2 separate regions of the Homo sapiens genome follow, and region 2 is linked to region 1. Evidence: read pairs that join two places in POLR2A ChIA-PET (ENCODE). Cell type or tissue: K562. All regions are shown on one strand.

Region 1 (8,000 bases):
TAGGTAACTCCTCCAGGAAGCGTGCTTGGGAAGTGGAGAAGTGAGGTCGGGTAAGGATGGAGGCATTGTTGGCTTGAGAGCGAGTGCCTTGGAAGCTGGGCCTGTCCCCAGGGAATAGGCATGTTGAGCTGTACCTCACCCTGATGGGCAGGTGTGCCCTGACCTGCCACAGCCTGGGCACCCCAGTTTCACCCTGTAGATGCTGACTCAGGCCACTGTTCCTTTTGTGGCCACAGGGCATGAATCTCTCCGGAGGCCAGAAGCAGCGGCTGAGCCTGGCCCGGGCTGTATACAGAAAGGCAGCTGTGTACCTGCTGGATGACCCCCTGGCGGCCCTGGATGCCCACGTTGGCCAGCATGTCTTCAACCAGGTCATTGGGCCTGGTGGACTACTCCAGGGAACAGTAAGTTTGGGAACATGTGTCAGACAGTACAGGGCAAAGGCAGAGGAAGCACTTAGCATCCAGTCCTAACCCAAGTTTATCTCACCTCCCCCTTCCACTTGAGTCCAATTTCCTCTTTGTATTGGTCAGCTTTTGCTGTGACAATGCTATGTAACAAACAACCCCCAGATCCCAGCAGCTTACAACAGCAGGTGTTTCTTCCTTATGGATCTGTGATTTAACTACTACAGCTTTGCCTTGGATGATTGGCCAGGGTCAGATGTACTCCTTGTCTTCTTGTTTTGAGACACAGGCTAAGGGAGTCCCCTCTGTTTCTCTATTTGGATATGCTGTTTACAAGAAAGGCGGCAGGAGCACAAGAAGGGGAGCTGTCCCCACTCTGAGTCCAGGGACAATACCCCCACCCCAACCCCCAGCTCAGGAGGCTGGCCAAGCACATGTGTGTAACTTTTTTCTTTTTCTTTTTTTTTTGAGATGGAGTCTCGCTCTGTCTTTCAGTCTGGAGGGCAGTGGTGCGATCTCCGCTCACTGGAAGCTCCGGCTCCCGGGTTCACGCCATTCTCCTGCCTCAGCCTCCCGAGTAGCTGGGACTACAGGTGCCCGCCACCACGCCCAGCTAATTTTTTGTATTTTTAGTAGAGAAAGGGTTTCACCATGTTGGCCAGGCTGGTCTCGAACTCCTGACCTCAGGTGATCCATCTGCCTCGGCCTCCCAAAGTGCTGGGATTACAGGCATGAGCCACTGCGCTCGGCCGTACATTTTTTTTTTCTTTCTTTCTCTCTCTCTCTCTTTCCTTCCTTCCTTTGTTTCTTTTCTTTTCTTCTTTCTTTTCTTCTCTTTCTTTCTTTCCTTTCTTGACAGAGTCTTGCTCTGTCACCCAGGATGGAGTGCTGTGGTCCAATCTCGCCTCACTGCAAGCTCCACCTCCCAGGTTTAAGTGATTCTCTTGCCTTAGCCTCCAAAGTAGCTGAGACTACAGGTGTGCGCCACCTCACCTAGCTAATTTTTGTATTTTTAGTAGAGATGGGGCTTAGCCGTGTCAGCCAGGCTGGTCTCGAACTTCTGGCCTCAAGTGATCCACATGCTTTGGCTTCCCAAAGTGTTGGGATTACAGGCATGAGCCACTGCACCCGGCCACATGTGTGTAACTTCTACCCCTTCCCTGCCCAGACACGGATTCTCGTGACGCACGCACTCCACATCCTGCCCCAGGCTGATTGGATCATAGTGCTGGCAAATGGGGCCATCGCAGAGATGGGTTCCTACCAGGAGCTTCTGCAGAGGAAGGGGGCCCTCATGTGTCTTCTGGATCAAGCCAGACAGCCAGGAGATAGAGGAGAAGGAGGTACTAGGTGGGCTTTGCTGATTCTCCAGGCCTGGCTCCTGCCACCCTTGGGGGAAAAGGCTCGAAGGGTCCTACTGGCATGAATGGAGTGCTCTGGCCACACCCTGTCTGCAGGCCTAGGCCTGGAAGCAGACAGCTCTCTTAATAGGTCACCTTTCTCCAAGAATAGCCGATAACATCATCCATGAGCCAGGGGTTGTGCTAAGTGCTTCTGTAAAAAATACACTATTTCATTTGATTCTCACACATGCCCCAGAGGCATGTGAAGTTATTGCTGTCATTTTACAGATGAGCAAACTGAGGCAAAGAGAGTTAAATCACTTGCCCAAGGTCACAAGATTAGAACTTGAGTATGTCCAGCTCCAGAGTCTATGCTTGCAGTTGCTATGGAGACAGCCCAAGAAGGACTTTGATGCCTAGCAAGCTACACCATGCTAGCTAGGGTTTCTAATAATCCAGAAAAACAGTGTGCTGGATACATGGCAAGGTTCTGGAAGTAAAGTTGCCAAGCCAAGCTCACTCACAATGACTGAAAAGTAGCAACTAACAGCACATCACAGAGGTTAGCTCATTTAATCAACATAATGCCCCTGTGAGGCTGGTACTAGAATCATTTCCATTTCACAGATGAGGAAACTGAGGCCCAGAAGTTAAGGAACTAGTCCCAGGTTACATGGCTTGTAAGTGGCAGCACTGGGATTTGAACCCAAGCAACTTGATTCCAGAGAATGTGTTTTTTAATTGCTACCCTCTACACTATCCCTTCATGACAAAGCAAGGATTCACATCCAGGTCTCCCTCAATCTCAGGCTTTGCTTCTTCTGAGAACATCTGCTTAGCACTGGCCCAACCTGGTTAAAACCTTAAGTGTTGATTCACAATGTCACAGTCCTGAAGCTTGAAGATAGAACTTGCCTGTTTGTGTTGGTCAGCTTTTGCTGTGATGATGCTGTGTAACAAATAGCCCCCCAAATCCTAGCAGCTTACAGTAGCAGTTACTTGTTGCTTACAGGTCTGTGGTTAAACTACTACAGATTTGCTTTCAGTTACTGGCCACACCTGGGGGATAGTGGTGGGGAGGTGTCCTTCCTAGGGGAGATGGTACCTGAGGGTAGGTGAGAGTTAGCCAGAAAAAAGCATTCCAGACACAAGGAACTGCTTGAGCAAGGCTGTTGGGGGAAACAGAGGTAACTTGACTTTGTACAGTGTTAAATGCTGTTTTTCCAACCTCAAGTTCATAGTAGGTGCTCAGTTATCACTGATTGAAGAAATGAATGAGTGAGTGAATGCCTGAAGGATGTTCCTGGAAGAACTCAGAGTGGGGTGTTGAGAGAGGTTGCTGGAGACGTGGCAGGAGCCAGATCAGGGGAAATGGATGGTCAGAGCGGTTAAGGCCACATAGTCAGTGGGTGTCAAAGTGGGTATCTGGGCCGTGTTGCGTGACAGGACTCTCTTGACCTTGCAGAAACAGAACCTGGGACCAGCACCAAGGACCCCAGAGGCACCTCTGCAGGCAGGAGGCCCGAGCTTAGACGCGAGAGGTGAGTCCACCATGGTGCCACACTCAGAAGGGCACAGGCTGAAGCTGAAGTAGCTGAAGGGACCACCCGCATCTCGGGCAGTTAGGCGGGCAACCAAAACCATTATGGATAGAGAACCTGCTGAAGTCCCCCCCATGGTGCCCTGCTGAGGGATAATTTACCAAAATTGGTCCAGTTAGCCAAGATGATTAGGCCCCTATAAGGCCAGTTCATGGAATGAACAATATGCCTTCCAATTGATGGATGTCTTCAAGTGGGCCGAGGCCAGCTTGCTGGAGTTGTCTGAATGCTGCAGTAGGGCAGGACTGGTTCCTCCCCATAGCTGTAAACCACCATGCCAGGCCTGGCCACTTATGCTTTGACAGGCTGGCTATGCACAGGGCTTGGGTCTGTATGCACAGCATCACTTGACGCTGGCCAGAACACGTGGGCAAGGGGCCAGGAGGAGGCCTCCGGTCCCCTCTTTTCTCAGCTCCCTCCAGCCAGGACACAGCTGGGCTCACTGTGGAGCTGTCGGCAGCAGAAGGACCTGCTGCCTGATACTCTCCCCTCTTAATGAGAGGGGTCTTGGGAAGCAGAACAACAGGCCACTGATACCAGATGGCCTGAGCTTAAGTGCCTGCTATACAGGGGTGGTGGGCGGCAGCGATCTTGAGGGGCCTCAGTCCCCAGGGACCATTGGGGCTGACCCCCATCCCAGCTAGCCACCCTGAGGGCACTTCTCAATCACACACACACTGAGAAATCCCACCACCTTCACAGCGCACAAGAATCTGAAGTAAGATCAGATGGATAGGTAGTCATGTTAAAAGAAAACCAGTAGACACATTAAGGCTGGGCATGGTGGCTCACACCTGTAATCCCAGCACTTTGGGAAACTGAAGCGGGTGGATCACTAGCTAGAGGTCAGGAGTTCGAGACCAGCCTGGCCAACATGGTGAACCCGTCTCTACTAAAAATAAAAAATAAGTAAATTAAAAAAAAAAAGCCGGCGTGGTGGCATGTGCCTGTAGTCCCAGCTACTCGGGAGGCTGAGGCACGAGAATCACTTGAACCTCGGAGGCGGAGGTTGCAGTGAGCCGAGATTGTGCCAAATTAACCTCTAGCAAATTTAATGTGTCTGAGGTTTTTTGTTTTTTGCGGGGGGGGGTTTTGAGACAGAATCTTGCTCTGTCGCCCAGGCTGGAGTGCAATGGCACAATCTCGGCTCACTGCAATCCCCGTCTCCCAGGTTCAAGCGATTCTCATGCCTCAGTCTCTTGAGTAGCTGGGACTACAGGCACATGTGACCAGGCCCGGCTAATTTTTGTATTTTTAGTAGAGACAGGGTTTTGCCATGTTGTCCAGGATGGTCTCAAACTCCTGACTTCAGGTGTTCCACCTGCCTCAGCCTCCCAAAGTGCTGGGATTACACGCGTGAGCCACTGCACCTGGCTAACAGAGGTTAACTAAGCAAAGAATGATCCGCACATCGGGCAGTCCCTGAACCAGAATACGTCCAGAGAGGCTCTGGTACAGCCACGGGGTCAAAGATTAATAGACAGAAAAAGGAAGGTGAAGGACAGAAAACAGAAGTGAGGTACAGAAACAGCCGGATTGGTTACAGCTCAGCGTTTGCTTTATTGGAACATGGTTTGAACGGTTGGTTGCCTTTGATTGGCTGAAACTCAGTGATTGACACAGGAGTAGGTTGCAGTCTGTTTGAGTCCAATTAGGTTACAGTTCACTATGTACGGGGAAAACCTTTAGGCCAAACTTAAAATATGTAAGGAGGCAGCTTTGGGCTAACCTCAATTTAATAGAAGGTAGGTAGACATGTATATGTAGATATACAGGTATGTAGATGAATGGATAAATGGATGGATGGATAGATAGATAATATTCCTATTTTTACAGCTGAGGAAACTGAGGCACAGAGGTTAAGTCAGCCCACTCATCCACAGATAAAACATTCAAAGAGTCTTTAGCATCTGAATTGTGCATAATTTATATTCTGCCAGTTGGACTGACAAATCTGATGGTATACAGTAGGAACAAAACAATTGCACGAAAGCTTAAGCCAAAATAAAAATTCTGAGAACAGGCTGGGCATGGTGGCTCATGCCTGTAATCCCAGCACTTTGGGAGGCTGAGGCAGGTGGATTGCTTGAGCTCAGGAGTTTGAGACCAACCTGGGCAATGCAGCAAGACCCCATCTCAAAAAAAAAAAAAAAAGAAAATTCTGAGAACAGAGTTCCAATGGTGGGCAAGTTAAGTTCATCCTGTGAATTGGCATCAGAAGAATGGGCTTGCTTGACCCTGGGGTAATAGATGGCATTTAGCTGGGTACCATATGGGAAGAAGGGAAGTGTGATATCTGGTCAGTATTCTGTTAGATAAATGAATGAATGAAAGAGTACAGAGTGTACCCAGAGCTCAGTGGCTGTCAGTGGGCCTGAGGGTTAGGCACATACACCCCACCATTGGGAGAGATACTGACTTTGTCTTCATTTCCTCTAAATGACAGGTCCATCAAGTCAGTCCCTGAGAAGGACCGTACCACTTCAGAAGCCCAGACAGAGGTTCCTCTGGATGACCCTGACAGGGCAGGATGGCCAGCAGGAAAGGACAGCATCCAATACGGCAGGGTAACCACCAGCTTCACCCACCCCTCCCCACCCACTGCTGCCACCTCCAGGGGCCCAAGTCTTCCCACCAAATGTAGCACTTGGCAGTGATACTCACCTTTCTTGAGCACCTACTATGTGCCAGTAGCATTCTAGATGTTCATTTTCTTAATCCTCACAACCACCCTAAAAAATAGATATGATAGGTCTATTTCAGACATAAAGAAACTGAATTCTTTTAAAATTTATTTTATTTTGATTTTGAGAAAGTGGCTCGCTCACTCACCCAGGCTGGACCGCAGTGATGTAATCATAGCTCACTGCAGCCTCGACCTCCTGGGCTAAAGCAATCCTCCTACCTCAGTCTCTCAAGTAGCTGGGACTACAGGCGTGTGCCACCATGCCCAGCTAATGTTTGTATTTTCAGTAGAGATGGGTTTTGCCATGTTGCCCAGGTTGGTCTGGAACTCCTGGGCTCAAGTGATCCTCTGGCCTCTGCCTCCCAAAGTGCTGGGGTTACAGGTGTGAGCCACTGTGCCCAGCCAAGAAACTGAAGTCTTAAACAGTTAAGAGACTTGTTTGTGTTTTCATATCTAGCCTGGGACACAACCTGGGACTCAAATCTAGGCCAATCTGAGTCTGAAGCTTACACTGTTTCTCATCTTCTATACTGCTATGTATCTCCACCCACCTACTTACCCATTCCATCATCCACCTAGATGCTCATCCACCCACCCACCTATCCATCCCACCCACTCATTTATCCATCCCATCCATTCACCTACCCACTGATTTATCCATCCCACCCACCCATTTATCCATCCCACCCACTCATTTATCCATCCATCCCACCCCCTCATTTATCCATCCCACCCACTCATTTAGCCATCCCACCCACTCATTTAGCCATCCCACCCACTCATTTAGCCATCCCACCCACTCATTTAGCCATCCCACCCACCCATTTAGCCATCCCACCCACTCATACCCATTTATCCATCCCACTCACTCATTTATGCATCCCACCCACTCATTTATCCATCCCACCCACCCATTTATCCATCCCACCCACCCATTTATCCATCCCACTCACTCATTTATGCATCCCACCCACTCATTTATCCATCCCACCCACCCATTTATCCATCCCACTCACTCATTTATGCATCCCATCCATTCATTTATCCATCCCACCCACTCATTTAGCCATCCCACCCACTCATTTATCCATCCCACCCACTCATTTATCCATCCCACTCATTTATGCATCCCACCTACTCATTTATCCATCCCACCCTCCCATTTATCCATCCCATCCACTTATTTATCCATCCCACCCACCCAACCACTCATTTATCCATCCCACCCACCCATTTATCCACCCACCCACCCACCCATTCATTTATCCATCCATCCCACCTACTCATTTATCCATCCCTCCCACCAACTCATTTATCCATCCCACCCACTCATTTATCCATCCATCCCACCCACTCATTTATCTGTCCATCCCATCCACTCATTTATCCATCTATCCCACCCACTCATTTATCTGTCCAACCCATCCACTCACCCACCTACTCATTTATCCATCCCATTCGCTTACCCATCCATCTATCCCACCTAACAATACATCCAACCATTCCCTCACCTATGCATCTGTCTGTTCAGCTGTTCATCCATTCATTGATCTTTCCATCCATTCATCCACTCATTCACACACCTACCTACCTACCCACCCGCTCATTTATTCACCCACCTACCCTCTCATCCATCCAGCAAACATGTACACAATACCCACTATGTGCCAGGCTAAGTCTGGTAGAGATTAGACACTAGTGAGGATAGACGGAGAGTAAATAATTATGCTAATAAGTAAGCTATGTCCAATAACAATAAGTGCTATAAAGAAAATAAGAATGATCAGGCGCAGTGGCTCATGCCTGTAATCCCAACACTTTCAGAGGCTGAGGCAGGAGGATTGCTTGAGGCCAGGAGTTCGAGGCTGCAGTGAGCTATGATCATGTCACTGCAATCCAGCCTGGGTGACAGAGTGAGACCCTGCCTCTTAAAAGAAAGAATGATGAAATAGAGACCACTGAG
Region 2 (8,000 bases), 430 kb after region 1:
GGCCGACCTGTGGAAGGACGGTAAGGCCTTCTCTGCTCGGGTCCATGTTCTGCTTTGAGCTGGAGAATTGAACACCCAAGTCCCCCGACTCTCACACCTGCCCCAGGAGGGGAGGCCTTTACATGGGGGCAGGGGAAGGAAGAGCATTGGCATGGGCTGGTGATGTCTCGTTGAAACAATTTCTTCCTGAGTGGGGGTCCCTGAGCCCCTCAATCCTACATGTCCCGAGGGGATTGAGGTCCTGAGGTCAGGGCTCAGGCAATAGAGGAGAAACAGCATGCCAGGCACGGGGAGTTAGACTGCCCTGTCCAGAGTCAGAAGGACTTCACTGTATCTTGTCTCTGCCACCTCCTAGCTCTGTGGTCTTGGATGAGTCACTTGATGTCATTAAGCTTCATTGTCCTCATTAGTAAAACAGGAGATGCAATAATAGTTGCCGTCTCTACTAGAGGTATTATGAGGGTTAAATTAGACCAGTGATGCTCAAACTCAAGCAGGCATCATGACCCCCTGGAAGGCTTTGTTTATTTATTTAGGGACAGAGTCTTGCTTTGTCACCCAGGCTGGAGGGCGGTGGTGCAATCTTGGCTCACTGCAGCCTCCACCTTCTGGGTTCCAGTGATTTTCCTGCCTCAGCCTCCCAAGTAGCTAGCATTACAGGCACACACCACCATACCTGGCTAATTTTTGTATTTTTAGTAGAGACGGGGTTCCCCCATGTTGGCCAGGCTGGTCTCAAACTCCTGACCTCAGGTGATCCGCCCACCTCAGCCTCAAAAAGTGCTGGGATTACAGGTGTGAGCCACTGCACCTGGCCCTCTTTGGAGGGCTTTTTAAAACCCAGATGGCTGGGCCTACCCTAAGATCTAATTCTGCAGGTCTGGGGCCAGGGATGGGGCGGGCCTGAAAACATTCATCCCAGGTGATGCTGCTGGTCTAGGGACCACACTCCGGCTCCCTTTGAGAACCAGTGAATAGATGATCCCTGTGAAGAGCTGCTGGAGTGATGATGAGGGGAGGGGGTTTGCTGTTTGTCCCTGGCCATCAGTGTCCACAGCAGGTTTTATTCTTGGCACAGGGCCCATGGGCCTGGGGCTTACAGGACTGGTCTCCCCTTGTTTTAAGCATGCTAAAAAAAGGGCTCCAGGAGGGGCCAGCTGTGCCCTAACCATATGCCAGGCTCTGGGCCTAGGGAACAACATCGCACCCTGGGTCTGTGTCATCCCAGGACACATGATGAAGCCTGTAGTCCCTCCTCTGCGGGACCCACAGTCTTGTGGGAGAGATGAGACTCTCAAAGACAAGCAGAGAGACAAGCATGAGGCTGCGCATGGTGGCTCACACCTGTAATCTCAGCACTTTGGGAGGCTGAGGCAGGAGGATCAGTTGAGGTCAAGAGTTCGAGACCAGTCTGGCCAACGTGGCGAAACCCCATCTCTACTAAAAATACAAAAACTAACTGGGCGTGGTGGTGGTAATCCCAGCTACTCGGGAGGCTGAGGCAGGAGAACTGCTTGAACCTGGGAGGCGCAGGTTGCAGTGAGCTGAGATTGTGCCATTGGACTCCAGCCTGGGCAAAAGAGCAAGACTCTGTCTTGAAAAAATAAAACTAAAAATAAAAAATAAAAACAAAATTAGCCGGGTGTGCTGGTGGGTGCCTGTAATCCCAGCTACTCAGGAGGCTAAGGCAGGAGAATCACCTGAACCTGGGTGGTGAAGGTTGCAGTGAGCCAAGATCGTGCCACTGCTCTCCAGCTGGGCGACAGAGTGAGAGCTTGTCTCAAAAAAAAAAAAAAAAAAAAAAGATTGTTACACAGAATCTGAGTAGAAGGTGAAGAAATGGTGCCATCCATGGCCTGTGGGTTGGGCTTGGCATGTGCAGGACCTGCTGGGCTGGTAGAAAAAGAACCTTGGAGGTGATGATGATGATGATGATGATGATGATGATGATGGCCGGGCGCGGTAGCTCACGCCTGTAATCCCAGCACATTGGGAGGCCAAGGCAGGGGAATCACCTGAGGTCAGGAGTTCGAGACCAGCCTGACCAACATGGAGAAACTCTGTCTCTACTAAAAATATAAAAAAAATGAGCCGGGCGTGGTGGCGCATGCCTGTAATCCCAGCTACTGGGAGGCTGAGGCGGGAGAATTGCTGGAACCCGGGAGGCGGACGTTGTGGTGAGCCGAGATCACGCCATTGCACTCCAGCCTGGCCAACAAGAGTGAAACTCCGTCTCAATAAAATAAAATAATGATAATAATAATAATAATAATAATAATAATAATAATAATAATACCTACTTTTTGTTGAGCACTTACTGATGTGCCAGGCTATCTCGGAGTGTGTGCTGTATCTTCTGCCTCAGAATATTTCTTCCGTGGATACCTACATGGTTACCCACTCATTTCTTGCTGGTTTCTGCTCAAATATCAACTTAGCAGAGCCCACCACCTCCTTGTCTAAGAGAGCACCCTCTTCACTCTCTCTCCGCTTTACCCTATTTTTATTTTTCTACGCACACCTCACTACTCAAGATATTCCATACTTAACATCTGTGATCTCTGTCTGTCTCCTTCCCTGTGATATAAGCGGGGTGAGGGGGCCGGGTCTTTTTTTGTTCACAGCAGTGTCCCCAGGGCCTGGAGCACAGAAGGTCCTCAATAACTATTTGTTGGTGGATGAAAGATTGGAGGCTGGCAGGGAATAAGTGCCTTCTGTGCCTTATTTTTTTTTACCCCTGCCCTAGAAGGTAGACGGTATTATTACCTCCCTTTTGTAGAAAGGGAGACTGAGGCACAGGATAGTGCCAAGCCAAGGCTAGTCAGTGAGTGGACAGCGAGAGCAGGCTTGACTCCTAGGTCAGCGTGACTCCATCACAGGGAATTTGTTCTTTCTGCCACTCAGGTGCTCTCAGGATTTCCCCAATAGACAATACTTGGAAACCCTGACTGCCGAAGGAGGCGTTGGTGATGGAAGGAAAGATTGGAGTGGGCAGGTTGGTGGGTGGGGCTGGGGCTGAGCCTCTGGCCTATTTAGGGGTGGGTGGGCCAGAGGCTGATGCCACCCTGGCTGTGCCCCATAGTGGACCGCATCGTGGGCCTGGACCAGATGGCCAAGATGACGGAGAGCTCGCTGCCCAGCGCCTCCAAGACCAAGAAGGGCATGTTCCGCACAGTGGGGCAGCTGTACAAGGAGCAGCTGGGCAAGCTGATGACCACGCTACGCAACACCACGCCCAACTTCGTGCGCTGCATCATCCCCAACCACGAGAAGAGGGTGAGGCCCGCCGCCCAGACCCTGGGGCTCCCAGAAGCCAGGGCTGTCCCAAGCGGTCACAGCGTCCCCAGGGCGCCCTCTGCCCCCACCTACCCCGAGGACCCCATTTTCCATGTGGGGAAGGCTATCTGAATCTCAGACCCATTCCCCATCCCTGGAGGAAAAGGAGGAAGGGAGGATGCATCCAGAGACTTTTCAGTTGTGGAGTTGCTGTGCAGGTCATCCAGCCACTCATTCATTCATTATCCCAGGAAGTATTCACTGGGCTCTGCCCTGTCCTGGGTGCTGGGGAGCAGTGTTAGAAAAATTGTAGCCCTTCCCTGTGGGTTTCTCATAATCTGGTGCAGGCATCTTCAGCTTGGGGCGATTGTGTCCTCTATATGGACATGCTACAGACATTTTTGGTTGTCACAACCAGGAGGGGGCTGTTAGTCAGCATCTAGTGGGTAGGGGCCAGGGATGCCCTAAGCATTGTACAATGCACAGGATGGTCCCTCAACCCCCAGCACAGAATCCCTACAAGATGCCAGTAGTGCTGAGGTTATGGGAGACACGGGGAGAGGTAAACATACAGCTGATGATGGTGATGGAATGTGGTCAGTTAGGAGAACACCAAAGAGCCAGGGCTCCTCCCACAGCCTCAGGACTCAGAGAAAGCTTCTGGTGAACTTGAACGTTAAGAATGTGTGGCCATCAACTTGGTGACATGGAAGGCAGGGTGGGGCCTAGGATAAGCAGGGGGCCTAGGATAAGCAGAGGGCCCAGGCTAAGCAAGAGTGTGGAGGTGAGAAGTGAAGGAACTAGGTAAGAAAATGCTAGATAGTGTCCAGGCGTGTTGCTCACGCCTGTAATCCCAGCTACTCAGGAGGCTGAGAAACAAAAATCTGTTGAACCCAGGAGGCGGAGGTTGCAGTGAGCTGAGATTGCACCACAGCATTCCAGCCTGGGCAGCAGAGCGAGACTCCATCTTAAAAAAAAAAAAAAAAAAGGAAAGAAAATGCTAAATAGGTCATTTCATGTTGCAAATGTGTGATGGCATGAGGTAGGAATCAGATGGTGTGAGGTAGGATTGAGGCTGAATGGGTAGGCAGGGGCTAGATCGTGGTGCTCCTTGTGTTCTTTCTGGAGCTTGGCCTTCTCTCTCTAGGCATGCCATTGGGGGTGTTAAAGCAGGGCTATATCATGGTCAGATTTACATTTTAGGAAGTGAATGAGGGGGCTGGGCATATGCTAGCTCATGCCTATAATCCCAACACTTTGGGAGGTTGAGGTGGGAGGATCACTTGAGACCAGGTGTTCAAGGCTAGCCTGGGCAACATAGCAAGACCCTATATCTACAAAAACATTTTTAAAAATTTTCCAGGCATGGTAGCACATACCTGTGGTCCCAAATACTTGGGAGGCTGATTTGGGAGGATCACTTGAGCCCAGGAGTTTGAGGCTGCAGTGAGCCATGATCGCACCACTGGACTCCAGCCTGGCTGACAGAATGGGACCCTATCTCAAAAAATAAAAAGGACAAAGGGATTGAGGGGAGAGGCAAGACCAGAGAGAGAGACCAGGTGGGTGGTTTCTGTGGTTGTCCAGGCAGGAGAAGATAGTGGAGACAATGGTGGTGAAGAGAAGTGGGGGGGTTGGGAGATATTTGGGAGCTAGAAGCAATCAAACTGCTGATGGACAGGAAGTGAGGGAGACGAGGTGATGAGGAGGAAGCCCCAGGTTCCAGCCAGGCGATGCTAGTGTCACCAAGAACCAGAGAGATCATGAGGCAGCCATTGCCGAAGCAAAGAGATGAAAACCCAGAGGGGGGCACTGCTTTGCCCCTCGGCCCTCAGCTAAGCCCTCCTTGGGTGCTTCTGTTGGTACCCTCATGGCCTGGCCAGGTGGGTCATCCAGGTAGGAGGTTTGGGGCTTTGCTGCGCCATGGTTTCTGGCCCCAGGGATCCACTGCCCTCTTTGACCTTTGCAGTCCGGCAAGCTGGATGCGTTCCTGGTGCTGGAGCAGCTGCGGTGCAATGGGGTGCTGGAAGGCATTCGCATCTGCCGGCAGGGCTTCCCCAACCGGATCGTCTTCCAGGAGTTCCGCCAACGGTAAGTCCCAAGGTCTGGCCCAGGTAGGGCAGGGGGTGAGCGGGACTGGGTGGAGGAATGGATGCTGGAGGTACCCGGGGTGACTTCTGCTCTGTGTTTCAAGCTACGAGATCCTGGCGGCGAATGCCATCCCCAAAGGCTTCATGGACGGGAAGCAGGCCTGCATTCTCATGGTGAGCCCAGAAGTCCACCAGAGACCTCCCAACCTCTGGCCGCAAGCCACCTGCTGCTCTTGGTGGGACCGTTCTTACCCATGTCATCACTGGCCAAATGGCACAGTGGAAATCAGGAGCTCTTCCTTTCCTTCCTTTTGCAGATCAAAGCCCTGGAACTTGACCCCAACTTATACAGGATAGGGCAGAGCAAAATCTTCTTCCGAACTGGCGTCCTGGCCCACCTAGAGGAGGAGCGAGATTTGAAGATCACCGATGTCATCATGGCCTTCCAGGCGATGTGTCGTGGCTACTTGGCCAGAAAGTAAAGATGCTTTCCTGCATCCTAATACCTCAAACGCGAATCACAAACAGGGGCCTTTCTGTTCTGATTCCCTGATTCTAAGAGGCCACCTGTTTAAGATGCATCATTGACTGAATGACAGCCTTTTCTTGAAGGGGAAGAAATGCTTCTACTTTAAATAAATGTACCAAGTTACGAGTGCAGGAAGGGAACGAGTTTTAGACCTGGGTTCTCATCGTGGATGCCCCAGTTTTTGCTGATGAACCTTGGGCAAGTTACTCTACCTCTCTGAGCTTCCAGTTTTTTAGCTGGAAACTGAGCATAATCATTTTGACCTCAGAGAGCTGTTCATGAGGTGTCACTAAGATAACGCATGACGAGAGCTTAGAACAGTGCGTGGTTCTCAGGTCAGAAATGATTGTTGTTGTTTTTACCTCCCTCCCTCACTCCTTCCTTCCCTCCCTCCCTTCCTTCCTTCCTTTCTTCTTCCTTTTTGAGACAGAGTCTCTCTCTCTCTCTCTGTCGCCCAGGCTGGAGTGCAGTGGCGCAGTCTCAACTCACTGCAACCTCTGCCTCTTGGACTCAAGCAATTCTCGTGTCTGAGCCTCCCGAGTGGCTGGAATTAGAGGCGCCCACCACCACACTGGCCTAATTTTTGTATTTTTAGTAGAGACAAAGTTTCACCATGTTGGCCAGGCTGGTCTCAAATTCCTGGTCTCAAGTGATCCACCTGCCTTGGCCTCCCAAAGTGCTGGGATTATAGGCATGACCCACTGCGCCCAGCCTAGACATGTTAGAATTGGATAAACCATTGAGGAAAGAGGACTTGACGGTGTCTAGATCCCCGTGTCCCAGTGGGATTTATAAGGCAGGGTTTTGGAGGGTGTGATGTCCCAGCTGTTCTGTGAAGACTGGGAGCCGGGGAAGGGTTCGGGTTCCTTAATGAAAGTCATACCCCAGGGACTGCAGGGACAGGTGGGGTCGCTCTCTGTCTGGGGTGTGTGTTGTCATTGGGCAGAGACCACACCCTCACCAGTAGGACCCTGATGTGTCAGGTTCATTCATTGACACATGGACCCAAGATGGTCAAGGCCAGCTTTGGGAGCTCTTGGCCCTCCCGCAACAGACCTAACTTGTCAAGTTTCGTTACTAAGTTCCCTGTTGCTGTCCTTCCTGGATAACTGGGGCAATTTTATTCTTAAAGTTTTCCTGTGTCCAAGATGGCAGCCAAGCAGGGAAGACAGAATTACGTTCACTGTTCTATCGTTTCTCAATCTATCGATAGCCCTTAAACGGGAAGAGTGCTGGTTCAGGGTCACAGTGTGAAATTCCTAAAACAACCCAGGAGAGAATAGGTTTGACAGGGCTGGGTGTGGTAGCTGACACCTGTAATCCCAGGCACTTTGGGAGGCCGAGGCAGGAGGATTGCTTGAGCCCAGGAGTTTGAGACCAGCCTGGGCAACATGGCGAGACCCCTATCTCTACCAAAAAAAAAAAACTTTAAAAATTAGCTGGGCATGGTAGCATGTGCCCGTAGTCCCAACTACTTGGGAGGCTGAGGCAGGAGGATCATTTAAGCCCAGGAATTTGAGGCTGCAGTGAGCCATCATCACACCACTGCACTCCAGCCTGGGCCGCAGAGCCAGACCCTGTCTCTGAAAATAAACAAATAAATAAATAAGTTAGTCAGAAACAGCTGGTGTAGGCTGGGCATGGTGGCTCCTACCTGTAATCCCAGCACTTTGGGAGGCCAAGGTGGGTGGATCACCTGAGGTCAGGAGTTTGAGACCCACCTGGCCAACATGGGAAACCCCATCTCTACTAAAAATACAAAAATTAGCCAGGCATGGTTGTGGGCACCTGTAATCCAAGCTACTCAGGAGGCTGAAGCAGGAGAATCACTTGAACCCCGGAGGTGGAGTTTGCAGTGAGCTGAGATCGTGCCACCGCACTCCAGCCTGGGCAACAAGAGCGAAACTCTATCTCAAAAAAAAAAAAAAAAAAAAAAGAAAGAAAGAAAAAAGAAACAGCTAGTGCAGCTGGGGAGTACGGGAGCCCCCTTAGGAATGATGCACATAGTTGTGTTTTCTGAGTGGTGTTTGGATCTCAGCTAAGTCCAGGGCATGTTGTGAGCCCTGGGTCTTCCTTGTCCACTGAAAAAGGCTCTGTCCTGTAGA

What was found. ChIA-PET counts read pairs that join two places held together with the same protein. Peaks named below come from ENCODE experiments on the same cell type or tissue, not always from the same donor. Only the 100,000 strongest peaks of a DNase experiment are listed, where the experiment ranks them.
Region 2: POLR2A ChIA-PET joins it to region 1 with 7 read pairs; 5 of 35 experiments call an interaction of 5 or more read pairs at or near these places.

Annotation. Positions count from the first base shown.
Region 1 is chr16:16,171,202-16,179,201 of GRCh38, reverse strand. ABCC6 (ATP binding cassette subfamily C member 6) reads left to right here. Exons shown (of 31, transcript NM_001171.6): 18 at 237-404; 19 at 1,576-1,750; 20 at 3,216-3,291; 21 at 5,798-5,918. Among named protein-coding and RNA genes, the nearest start is that of ABCC6, 48 kb to the left of the region's middle. In K562, no CTCF peak of the experiment used is centred here; a DNase peak (open chromatin) is centred at 4,959.
Region 2 is chr16:15,745,414-15,753,413 of GRCh38, reverse strand. It overlaps MYH11 (myosin heavy chain 11), which reads left to right. Exons shown (of 41, transcript NM_002474.3): 15 at 1-20; 16 at 3,083-3,276; 17 at 5,246-5,367; 18 at 5,471-5,540; 19 at 5,684-5,844. Among named protein-coding and RNA genes, the nearest start is that of NDE1, 99 kb to the right of the region's middle. In K562, no CTCF peak of the experiment used is centred here; no DNase peak of the experiment used is centred here; H3K27me3 peaks cover 4,175 bases.